Linked DNA regions of Homo sapiens: regions 2 and 3 are each linked to region 1. Evidence: chromatin contacts called from ENCODE Hi-C or POLR2A ChIA-PET data. All regions are on one chromosome and are shown on one strand. Each heading gives the region's core, a stretch centred on a gene start or an enhancer-like site at or near the end of the contact. The rest is flanking DNA. Distances are from core to core; before and after follow the strand shown. Region 1 overlaps CABLES1 (Cdk5 and Abl enzyme substrate 1). Region 2 holds the start of SLC35D4 (solute carrier family 35 member D4). Region 3 overlaps RBBP8 (RB binding protein 8, endonuclease).

Region 1 (4,345 bases), core at 498-2,997:
CATTCATTCAGGGATGAAGCCTTGCTCTGTTGCTCAGGATGGAGTACAGTGGTGTGATCATGGCTCACTGTAGCCTCAAACTCTTGGGCGCAAGCCATCCTCCCGTCTTGGCCTCCTAAAGTGCTGGGATTACAGGTGTGAGCTACCATGCCTGGCCAAACAAGCATTTATTTAGCACTTTACTATTTCCAAAGACTCACACATCATTTCTTTGGTTCTTTAAGATGACCCTATGAGAAAGGTACTACTATTTTGATCCAATTTACAGAGGAGGAAACTGAGGCCCTTGGGAGATTGCCAAGGTCACCAGGACGGTAGGTTGGAGAGTTCATCCAATGTCATTTCTAGTACATCACATTGCCGTGGAGATGCAAGATGGACCTATGCTCAGGTGTAACTGCTCACACCTCAAAGGACCACACCCTTCCCCTACGGTAATTTTTAAAATTTGCCACATATCAGAATTGTACGGGGATCTCTGACAAACTGTTATCTGGCTCCCACCCCCAGGCAGTTGGCATGGGCTGTGACCTGGACACCAGGAGTTTTAAACACTCCCCAGGCGATTCTAAACTGCAGCCATGTTTGGGAATGACCAGGTCTTCATGTTCTGACATCCAGTGCCTGTTAGTCAAAGGCACCTCAGACCCACAGCATACTTGCTGTGTGGCCTGGATGGAGGGACCATATTCAGGGGTCATCTCCTACAACCTATGCAAGAACGAATATAAGGCAGGGGCAAATTGCTCCCAGCCAAAGACAAAGTCATCAGGTAAGAAGAGAGGAGGGAGCCAAGCGAGTGGTGAGAAGAGAAGGGAAAAAAGCTATCCTCCAATATAGAAAAAAAAACAGGGATGCTCTGATTCTGTTGAGCCATCATCCTAGTCTCTGGGCATTACATGAATGAGCCGGCTCCCTTATCCTACCCATAATGTGGAGTCTAATTAACAGAAATGCCCAAGACCTTCTGTGCCCAGTAAGTGCTGCATTTCCACAGCAGGCTTCCTGGGAGGCCATGGTAGTGCCACCCTCAAAACATCTCTGGAGTCCCGTTCAGAATCGACACCAAAGTCATGCAGAAGAAAGCCAACAACCAACTCTGTTCACACCCACAAGACCGTCTGCCCTACTGCTGCAGCTGCTATGCAGGCACCCCAGGGCGATTCTCAAAAGGCTTCTTAAAGCAATTAAGGATGGAGATGATGAATGCACAGGGGCACTGGCATAGGGAAGTGCCTACAAAGCAAAAACGTGAACAAGGCAATGAAGCAAAAATACCTGCGGTGGGCAGGGAGGGAGGGGACTGACCACATGCAGAGCAGGACAAAAACAGCAGTGTCTTCCTTTTCATTCAAGGACCAGCAGCTCAGTTCCATGGGCTTCCTACTTTTCCAAAGCCAAAGCCAGCAAGCATGGTCTTCAAATTCCCAACTCCCAAATAATTTTCTCCTTGTTTCCATTTTGCCAGATGGAGAATGTTACTTAGGGCTGAAATTAAGAGAGAAGTAGGGAATATCTTTTTGGAGTGAGTAGGCCAAGGGAAATAAGGAGAATTCCAATAAGCCCATACTGAGAGGGTTCTCAGATGGAGAGCTGGCTGCAGGCAGGGGCAGTCTCAGTCCATTTTCATATCCTGTCTATACAACGTCTGATATGTAACGAACTATTTACTGAGCTGAGCTAGTGTGGCTCTTTGCTGTCTCGCCGGTACTGGTACATGCAGATGGCATGAAACTTGGGTGATTTTCCACTGTGCCCCTTTTCATCTGTCTTCAATTTGCTCACAGGCTCACTGCTTCCCCGGGGCAGCCTTGTCCTGGCCAGCTGTCTGCCTGCCGCCAAATGTGCACATCACACATCACAGTTAACAGAACCAAACCAGTCGCGCCTCTTCCACACTCCCCTTCTTGGCATTTCCTCCAAAGGAAATGAAGCCCTAACAAAAAAAAAATATAGTCATGTGCTCGTATAAAGTCCAAGATTCTATTCCATGAGATAAAACCCAAACCCATTTAAAGAAACAGGGATTCTTAGAAACAGGGATTCCAGTGGATTGTCCAAGCGTCTCAGCGACACTTGGGACCACAAGAAAGACGGGCAAGGCTCCACCAACCCTACCCACAGAACTGGTCCCTCGAGAAATAACGTGACTCACTGCAGTCACCACTTCCCCCTGGCTTTCTACTTACGTCATTCTACTTTCTAAATTGCTAAGGCTAAGCCGAGTAAGAAAATAAGCAAGAATAGTGGGGCCACCCTCAACTGCTACTGGAGACACGTGAGGCTTGTTACAGACCAGTGCCACGCAACAGAACTTCCTGTGATGACGGAGATGGTCCTTATCTACCGTGTTCCATACGATGGTTACGTGTGGCAACTAAGTGCTTGAAATGTGAACAGTTGACTGAGAAACTGAATTTTTATTTAATTTTAATTAATTTAAATGTAAATTGCCACATGTGGCTAGTGACTACTAAGACCCAGTGCTTCCTTGGCAGGACTTTTGCTACCCTTATTTTATAAGTTCCTATGGCAAGATAATATAGTCATAGATACTCAGTGACATGGATTTGGTCTCCCAGTTTTCTTCCCAAGAGTGGCCTATTTTCTGCCTATTGCCTCTGGGGATGTTTAAATTACAGGCCACTGCAGAGGGAGCAGCAGTGCAAGATTCTCCTAAGTCGGAAGGGAAATGACCATGGGGTCCATGATCAAATGGGACCCATGCCTTGCACCATCAGCACCCCAAGAACAGGGCTCCCAGCCATGATAAAGATTCGTAATTCACATCTGGCACAGAGCAGCAGATCTTTTTGCCTGGAGGGGTCACGGGGCGGGTGTGACAGTTTTGGCAGTGCTAGGGCAACCAAAGGAACAACAACCAGCATGTGTTCCCCAAATCCTAGGCATTACAGTAGGTTCCAGGCCCTTCTTTGCACAATACTGGAGATGGGGAGGGAGGAATGCCCAGTGAAAAGTGAGTCTCAATTTCCCCTCAGCCTTGTAGAAGGGGGGTTTACAGTTCATATTAAGTAGATTTAAAAAGAAGAAATGAGGTATTTCTTGTACGCCAAAGCTAGTCACACTTCAAAACTTCGCTGATACAGTAATAAATATCATCTCAGCTCTAGAACACTGACAGCTTCGTGATGGCAGAGGGCAACTTTTCCACGCTTTTCCTCCCTCAGATTCAGGGAGAGGTTATCACTAACTTCAGGGCTACCATTTTGCTGGCCTGGAATTAAGAGCATACACGTACAGGCGTGGGCATAGTCAGCCGTCCACAGAAAACAAAACAGATCTCATTTCTAACAATGTCAGTTTCTTATAGGTTTTTTTTGTTTTTGTTTTGAGATGGAGTCTTGCTCTGTCACCCAGGCTGGAGTGCAGTGGTGCGATCTCAGCTCACTGCAAGCTCCGCCTCCTGGGTTCATGCCATTCTCCTGCCTCAGCCTCCCGAGTAGCTGGGACTACAGGCGCCTGCCGCCATGCCCGGCTAATTTTTTGTATTTTTAGTAGAGACAGGGTTTCACCATATTAGCCAGGATGGTCTCGATCTCCTGACCTTGTGATCCGCCCGCCTGGCCTCCCAAAGTGCTGGGATTACAGGTGTGAGCCACCGCGCCTGGCCCTTCTCATAGCTTTTTAATTTGTATATGTTAAGACTCTTGGGATCTAAAAAATACATCTTTCACAAAGAGGCTGACAAACTTTTCCGGGTTCATTCTTCTTAGGTAAGGGCTCTGATCAATGTTGCTGGAATCTTTCTGATATTAACATGAAACATGAAATTGCTGTTCTTTGGTCGTACTTGACCCCCATAAACAGCAGTTTCACATTGTGCCACATAGCTTAACAGCTCAGGCAACTGCTCAGTCTTTATGTGTGAGTGAAAAGCAGGCAAGACCCATGGTCTTTGCTGTCCCTCTCTTTTGGAAGCCTAGAACGTTGGAGTTGCATGCAGAAAGGAACTCTGAATGGTGGAGATTCGCTCCAAAAGAATCTTTTAAAAACTCCAGTGAGAAAGAATGAAGCAGAAGTCCCAGTGGAGTGTGATGAAATCTTGGTATTTTCTAAGATCATTGTTCTGAATTCTCATTAAAATGGTATATTAAAAATAGAAATATCTGTTTGGCTGAAATGCCAGCACTAACTCTCCAGCACCAGGAAATAGAGCTAGAGAATGTCGAACTGCAGCTGAAAGTAATTAAAAGCAAACTGAAGTTGAAGTTTTCACTTTCTTTGAAAGAGCCAGATTTTTCCCAGACACATCTAGTGTTCAAATACTAATTTATTTTTTAATAATTTTTGAGATGGAGTTTTACTCTTGTTGCCTAGGCTGGAG
Region 2 (4,003 bases), core at 338-2,837, 210 kb before region 1:
TTAAAGATTGGTGTTTTGGAGAGGGAGACACAAACTCTGGGGCAAGAGTGATAGGTGAGAAGCGAGTGTAGGCTTGTGAAGGGGCCTCCTTGTGAAGTGTTAACTTCTTACATGATTTTATTTCTATGGAGAGGAAAATTTAGTGCATTTGAAGCTTCATCTCCTCTCTTCCTGTTCTGTATTTTTGCTTTTTAATAACCCAGTGTACTAGTCTGTTTTCACGCTGCTGATAAAGACTTACCCGAGACTTGGTAATTTATAAAGAAAAAGAGGTTTAATGGACTCACAGTTCCACGGGGCTGGGGAGGCTTCATAATCATGGTGGAAGGCAAAAGGCACGTCTTACATGGTGGCAGGCAAGAGAGAAAAAATGAGAGCCAAGCGAAAGGGGTTTCCCCTTATAAGACCATCAGCTCTGGGGAGACTTATTCACTACCACGAGACGAATATGGGGGAAACTGCCCCCATGATTCAATTATCTGCCACCAGGTCCTTCCCATAACATGTGGGAATTATGAAAGCTACCATTCAAGATGAGATTTGGGGACACAGCCAAACCATATCATCCAGTCTTGGTAGAGAAAGCTATACCCATCTGTACAAGTGGTTTGAAGGAGACTGTGGGAGAAAAGGGAGGGAAGGGGTGACCAGCCTACCTCCATCTCTATGTTGGTCCCCTCTGCAGACCAACCAGCAGGCCCAGGAAGAGACCTGTGGAAAAGTGAGCAGAGGCAAAGGACTGCGATGAGACAGTGGTGGCTGGGGAGTGGCTTCAAGGGGACAAGCCGAGGTCAGCCCTCCCTCAATGCTGGAGGGAGCAGAGAGAAACAAGGCATGCTTCTGAAAAACAGAAAAATTACATAAGGGTTGGTGTGTCGTTTTCCATCCACTGCTCCAGCACCGAGAGCCAGGAGGACTTTTGCTGTGGCTTAAGAGTGATGGTTTCCCCGTGTGTGGGTGTTTCTGAAAATCTGTGTGTTTCTACAGGCAGAGAACACTGGCACTTTTTGCTATTGTCCAAGTCCATCAATAGGTTTTCTTGCATGTTTACTAACATTTGCCGGAAGCCTCATGAGTCCAGTTTTCCACCCTATAGACTAGGAATAGGAATAGGAATAGGGGCTGTGCTTGGGAAAGGGTTCTTATTTTATAGAAATGTCAAGAGAATGGAATGACTTTAAATACAAACAAAACTCAAAAAACCTATACTCAATTCCAGTTCCTTCTTCCTTCACCTTCCCTCTTTTAAGTGAACATTTGTTGCTGTTACCTTTTTTGTGTCATTTGCCAAAGCGCTACAGACTCAGTGGAGAAAATTGGGAAAATTCAGTGAAGCACGGGTAATATTTTGGTCTCATAGTTTAGAGATAGCGATGAACATTTTTCTTTAAACACTGATGGGGTATTGTGAACTGCGGTATGCTTTTTTCCTCTTCTGCCACTTTCTACTCTTTAAAAGAAGATAAAAAAATAAAAAATAAAAAATAAAAGAAGAATGACCGTCCTTCGAGGGCGCGGCCCCTTTAAGAAGGCAGACGCCGGGGGCGGTCCCCGCGCTGATTGGCGGAGCTCGGAGCCACGTGGCCGTCTCTGGGCGGCTGCTGCCGCTGCCGCTGCTGCTGCTGCGGGGGTCGGGCGGCGGCCAGGGGATTTGGGCAGGCACCGTGGATCCCCGAGAAGGGGACGAGTTGACAGATGTGCGTGAGGAGGTCTCTGGTCGGCCTCACCTTTTGTACCTGCTACCTGGCTTCTTACCTCACGAACAAGGTGAGGGGGCGGGCGCGGGAGGCAGCGATTGCACGTGGGAGGTTTGAGTCGGAGAATCTTCCCGTGACAAACGGAGCCTCCTCCTGCTTTTTACCTCATTCTTCCTGGTGGCGATGGAGATGGAGAGCGAACCTCCTCCGTGTGTGGGATGCTCTTTCAGAAATAGGATTTGCCAGCCTGTACTGTCCCCGTTTCCTGCACTGTAAAGCACGGTACATCTCCAGGGAAACAGGATTTTTGGGCTGGCCATTTCCCGGGAACTTGGTTTGGGGCTGTGTGGACTAGTTTTAAGAGAAAGCAAGCAATTGGCTCCTGCTCCCCCGGGGAGGAAGAGTCAGAAGAAATCTGACACATCCTGCCTTTTTTCTAAACACGCCCCTGTCCCAGAGCCCCCGTGAAGTTCCAGAAGCCTTTAAATAGAAGAGATTAAGCCGTCTCCCCCTCACACTGCTGATTCCCGAATCAATTTTTTTGTACGTCTCCATTGTAAGCACTTCAGGAGTTTTTCATGGAATTATTATTTTTTAAAATAAAACATACATTTAGTTTTAGGTTTAAACTAATGTCATGACATCATGAAAACCTTTTGGTGAGGAGGCAGAGAAGCAGTGGTGCCAGCTTTGGGGTTTTGTTTTGCAAGGAGAGGGAAGCTGGCTTTAGGTTTGGTACCACGCAGGGAAAGGTTGGATCCAATAGGACCGAGTGGGCATGGCTGGGGCATTACCTGCTGGCCTGGACTCTGGGCTGGCCCCAGCCAAAGTGGGAATACAGGGTGCAAGACCACCTGGCCCCACTGTGGGGTCTTACTGCGGGCTCCCCACCTGCTCCCCGCTCTTCCTTTCTCCTCTCTTCCTCTCTGGAAAAGAACCATCGACAAACAGCATTTCCTTCTACCTCCTCTCCTACAATGAATGGCTGCCTTTATATATTCAGAGGATGCTCCCCAACCCCCTTTCCTTCTCCAGTTGATTTTTATTTTTATTTTTTTGAGATAGAGTCTCGCTCTGTCACCCAGGCTGGAGTGCAGTGACGTGATCTCGGCTCACTGCAACCTCTGCCTCCTGGGTTCAAGCGATTCTCCTGCCTCAGCCTCGTGAGTAGCTGGGGCTACAGGTGTGCGCCACCACGCTGGGCTAATTTTTGTATTTTTAGTAGAGACGGGGTTTCACCATGTTGTCCAGGCTGGTCTCGAACTCCTGACCTCAGGTGATCCGCATGCCTCAGCCTTCCAAAATGCTGAGATTACAGGTGTGAGCCACTGCGCCTGGCCTCCAGTTGATTTTTAGTTATGGCGATAAGCCTTTGAAGGTCCATAAATGCAGCCTTCCTGGGAGGCAGTGATGGGTTTTACTTCCTGGCTCCACTTACTTGGCGTTTGGAACCTTACTCTTTCTAAACCTAAGTTTCTTAACTTTAAGATGGGACAAAGAGTCCTCTTGAAATTGTTGTTGTGGCCCGGGCGTGGTGGCTCACGCCTGTAATCCCAGCACTTTGGGAGGCCGAGGCGGGTGGATTGTTTGAGGCCAGGAGTTCGAAACCAGCCTGGCCAGCATGGCGAAACCCCGTCTCTACTGAAAATACAAAAATTAGCCAGGCGTGGTGGCAGGCGCCTGTAATTCCAGCTACTCAGGTGGCTGAGGTAGGAGAATCACTTGAACCTGAGAGGCGGAGGTTGTAGTGAGCCGAGATCGCATTCCAGCCTGGGCAACAGAGCAAGACTCAGTTTCAAAAAAAAAAAAAAAAAAAAGAGAAAGTGTTGTTGTGAGAGTTAATGGAAATGGTGTTGGCCAGGCACAGTGGCTCAGGCCTGTAATCCGAGCACTTTGGGAGGCTGAGGTGAGCGGATCGCTTGAAATCAGGAGTTTGAGACCAGCCTGGTAAATATGGTGAAACCCCATCTCTACTAAAAACACAAAAATTAGCCAGGCATGGTGGTGGGCACCTGTAATCCCAGCTACTCAGGAGGCTGAGGCATGAGAATCTCCTGAGCCAGGGAGGCGGAGGTTGCAGTGAGTGGAGATCACGCCACTGCGCCTGCAGCCTGGGCAATAGAGCCAGACTTCGTCTGAACAACAACAAAAGAAATGATGTTTGTAAGGTAGGTGGCCTAGTGCTTGCCATTGTGGCAAACTATAAGATAAACGGTCGTTACTCTGGAAGAAAAGGACAATCTTTTGTTTATACTGTGACAGTAATTAGTAACTTTTAACAGATTTGTTTTCTTCTCATGGGACAA
Region 3 (3,856 bases), core at 654-3,153, 250 kb after region 1:
GGAATGCTCATCCCCAGATACCTACATACCTAATTATCTCTCTAATCTCCTTCAAGTCTGCTGGAATTTTACCGTTTAAAATTGCAACCTCCCTTCACACACCCTAGTACTCCTGTTCCCTGTTATTCTGCTCTATAAACTTTATCCACAGCATTTACTGCTTTTTAACATAGTATGCAATTTACTCATTTTTATTTATTTAGATTTTTTTTTGAGTCTGAGTCTTGCTCTTTTGCCCAGGCTGGAGTGCAGTGGTCCAATCTCGGCTCACTACAACCTCTGCCTCCTGGGTTGTAGTGATTCTAGTGCCTCAGCCTCCTGAGTAGGTGGGATTACAAGCGTGCAACACCATGCCTGGCTAATTTTTGTATTTTTAGTAGAGACAGGGTTTCACCACGTTGGCCAGGCTGGTCCCAAACTCCTGACCTCAAGTGATCCACCCGTCTCGGCCTCCCAAAGTGCTGAGATTATAGGCGTGAACCACGGCGCCCAGCTGCAATTTATTTATTGTATCTATTGCTCACCTGTTAGAATATAAGTTCTAAGAGGATGGGATCTTTGGTTAACCGATGAATCACAAGAGCCTACCACAGTAGACATACAGTAGGTATGGCGTAAACATTTGTTGAGTGAATAGGAGACATTCCCAGATTCCACTAGAGAATAAATTTGTGTGGATCTAGGCATATGTTCTTGCCCAACTCAATTCAGGATCAACTGTAACTGAAAGATTGGGTTTGAATTGAATTGTGAATGTTGAGTAAAAATAAAGTTAATTGACTTTCCCATGTCAAACCATTACTGACCTTATTTGCCAACCAATTGTTACCAGTCTGTCAGACATTTAGGCTTTACATGACCAAATCAGTCTGTCCTATTAGACTCGTATCAACTTGCAATACTATTTCCAAATAAAAGCTTATATAGTGAGAACTGTATGAACTATGACCAACAGAGATTTTTAAGAAACATTAATTGGAAGACAAAGACTAATTTTTCCCAAAAAAGATTTACACTTTAATTTCCTGAATGATACCAATATTATTTGTAGGCTTTAATCCTACATTTTATACCAAGGAACAATCTTTAGAGCTAATGTCTAATTATTTAAAATTTTTTAAATTTTAAATAAAATAAACATAAACATAAAATAAAATAAACATAAAATTATTTAAAATTTTATTTTATGTTTTTGAGACGGAGTCTCCTTCTGTTGCCCAGGCTGGAGTGCAGTGGTGCGATCTCAGCGCACTGCAACCTCTGCCAGGTTCAAGTGATTCTTGTGTCTCAGCCTCCCGAGTAGCTGGGACTACAGCTGCGCGTGCAACCATACCTGGCTAGTTTTTGTATTTTTAATGGAGACAGGGTTTTACCATGTTGCCCAGGCTGTCTCAAACTCCTCACCTCAAGTGATCTGCCCACCTTGGCCTCCCAAAGTGCTGAGACTACAGGCATGAGCCACTGTGCCCAGCCAAATTTTATTTTTAATTGACAAATAATAATTGTATCTACTTACTGGGTTCAACAAAATGTTTTGATACATGTTTACAGTGTAGAATGATTAAATCAAGCTAATTAACATCTATCACTTCACACACTTATCTTTTTTTTGTAGTAAAAACATTTAAAATCTACTTGGCAGTTCTGAAATATACAATCATTATTAAGTCACCATTCTGTGCAATAGATCTGATATCTAATTTTTTAATCTCTTCCTGTAATTTTCTTATTCTGGAAAAACAGTAAGTTAAAGTCATATGAGAAAGGCTTATAAATTAATGGAGTGTGAAATCTATCTGACCTAGCTTTAACTAATCACGTCACAGCCTGCTTGCCTATTAGTCATAAAAATTCCACCTGAAACATGAATGAGTCACGAGAAGCAATTGATTTCCTGGCAGAGTCAATGTGGAAGAAGCTGGGATCACAAAAGGAAAAAACAAAAAAACAAACAAAACTAGCTCTAACTAGAGGTGCCCAAACTAAGTAAATGAGTGCTGGCTTTGTCTTCCTTTGTCATAAAAGGAAAAAACAAAACTCCATATGTTAACCAAGTTCATCCTTTAAAACACTAGTCTCACTGATTTTCTGAGAGAAAGAGTTCACGTCACAGCTTTTGGTTAAATTAATTATGCACACTTGTCCTCCTTTCACTTTTCCTTCTGATGGCTTGAGCTGTTTGATTTATGGACCTCTGCTCCCTCTTAAACTCCTGTCAAAACTGTTTTAGTTGGTTTCTTCCCTAAAGACCTATAATTATGGATCTGGGGTTTCCCTTCATGAGTCTGTAAAAAAGTTTTAAATATTCAGCTTTTTTCCTTTTCTACTCTGAAGAACTTACATTTCCAGTTAAAACATAATTTAAACTTAACGAAGTAACATTATAGCCATTGTAGGGGAGGTGGCAGTACTGCTCCACTGATCAGGCTATACCTAGAATATTGATTTCTTAATTCAGATATTGACGAACTAAAACATTTTTAAAAATTCACAGTTTGAAGAGTTGAAGTAATGCCACATGAATGAACAGAGGATATTTAATGCCACAGTTAATGAACAGAGGATATTTACTCTAGAGAAAACAAGACTCAGGAGGGCCATGATAGCTGTCTTCATGTATCAAAAGAGTCGTCAAGTAGCACAGGAGAAGAGACTTGCTTAAGATGGTCCTGGAAGGCAGTCATAATCAAGAAATATAACTTATAAGCAGTGTAATTTCTATAAACTTAGAATTTTCTAATAATTTTGTCTCACTAAATTTAAATAGGCTTGGGAAACAGTAAACTTCTACTAGACGTGTTCAAACAATAGCTATTTGTTAAAGAAGCTGTATAAGGAATTCAATTTAGAAGAGGGTTGAATGCAATGAGTTCTACAGTCCTTTGAACTCTTACGTGTATAGACTCCCTTGACTTTCACTGACCCATCACATCTATTTTCTAAAACGAAAAGAATGATGACCTCAATACCTAGCTTTATACACATTTTTAACTTTATAGTGGCAAAATTTTACTGAATAATTTTGGTGTCACTAATAACTGCCCTATCATATAAGCCATCTTGTAACATCAAAACTAGCTCAGAAGAGTTAGAGTTACTGCATTTAACAAGCAGAAGTCAAATAATATTTTCTTCTAAAGTTCAGGGAAATTTCAGGCACAAATAGCATAATATGACAGTGGTTTAGGTGATCAGAGAAAATTAGGTTGCCTTTACAAGATGATACTTGCTTTTTTAAAAACAAAACAAAACAAAACAAAACTGCTGAGCAAAATGCAATTTCTTTGCGACCAAGCTACAGAAGAAGTTGGTTCATGAGAATCACAACTATCTTATATTTCAGAAGAGAATAAAAGACACAATCAGATCATCTCCTATACTCTTTTGACTAAGCATGTCCTAAATAAACATACATGCCTTAAGCTCATCTATATGATTACTCTTTCCTGTAATTTCAAACTTTAGCCTTCACTTCTTTTCTAAAATTTGAATTTCAACAGGAAAAATGCATGTGCTTGAGAACACTAAAAATAAATTCTAAACTAATTAGAATTCATATTTCTACCAAGCAAATGACACGATATAGTTTCAACCTAACTTATACACATTGGTTTTTGAGGCAATCGTCTATCTAATTCTGTGTTAACTTCTACACACTTGGTATCTCATCCCTTTGGTACTCATAAAGATCAAGGCTGATGTGTTCAAAATACCATAAGCTACGTACATACATAATCACTTCACATAAATTAATGTAGGTCAACAATCACTTATCTAAAATCCTTGGAACCAGACGGGATTCCAAATTCATATTTTTTAAAAAAAATGAAAGTAATACAGTAATACAGAACATATA

Evidence for each region. Hi-C counts contacts between places; a loop is a spot of excess contacts on that map. ChIA-PET counts read pairs that join two places held with the same protein, here RNA polymerase II (POLR2A). Pooled maps may share reads with other maps.
Region 2: a map of sigmoid colon shows a loop between it and region 1 (4-fold over the local background). The contact joins the promoter of SLC35D4 here to the enhancer-like site in region 1. A Hi-C loop is called at or near these places in 3 of 168 maps with a recorded cell type or tissue (CD14-positive monocyte, GM12878 and sigmoid colon), 18 of 37 single-sample maps with no recorded cell type and 13 of 50 pooled maps. POLR2A ChIA-PET finds 5 or more read pairs at or near these places in 4 of 52 experiments (GM12878, OCI-LY7, WTC11 and 1 more).
Region 3: a loop to region 1 is called in a pooled map, with 5 times the contacts of the local background. The contact joins two enhancer-like sites. A Hi-C loop is called at or near these places in 4 of 50 pooled maps. POLR2A ChIA-PET finds 5 or more read pairs at or near these places in 2 of 52 experiments (OCI-LY7 and activated T-cell).

What each region holds. Positions count from the first base shown.
Region 1 is chr18:23,229,378-23,233,722 of GRCh38, reverse strand. All of the region lies in intron 4 of CABLES1 (Cdk5 and Abl enzyme substrate 1), which reads right to left. Among named protein-coding and RNA genes, the nearest start is that of CABLES1, 96 kb to the right of the region's middle. RefSeq lists enhancers at 1,653-1,702, 1,823-1,982. Within about 2 kb of position 1,747, at least 22 of the 41 ENCODE cell types and tissues checked have a DNase peak (open chromatin) inside an H3K27ac peak, as active enhancers do; they include CD14-positive monocyte, GM12878, OCI-LY7 and 1 more, where a contact is called at or near this core.
Region 2 is chr18:23,435,545-23,439,547 of GRCh38, reverse strand. It overlaps SLC35D4 (solute carrier family 35 member D4), which reads left to right and starts at 1,587. Exons shown (of 15, transcript NM_032933.6): 1 at 1,587-1,767. The coding sequence starts at 1,696. RefSeq lists a silencer at 1,459-1,558.
Region 3 is chr18:22,976,603-22,980,458 of GRCh38, reverse strand. The region is part of intron 6 of RBBP8 (RB binding protein 8, endonuclease); the gene reads right to left. Among named protein-coding and RNA genes, the nearest start is that of RBBP8-AS1, 45 kb to the right of the region's middle. Within about 2 kb of position 1,903, at least 7 of the 41 ENCODE cell types and tissues checked have a DNase peak (open chromatin) inside an H3K27ac peak, as active enhancers do.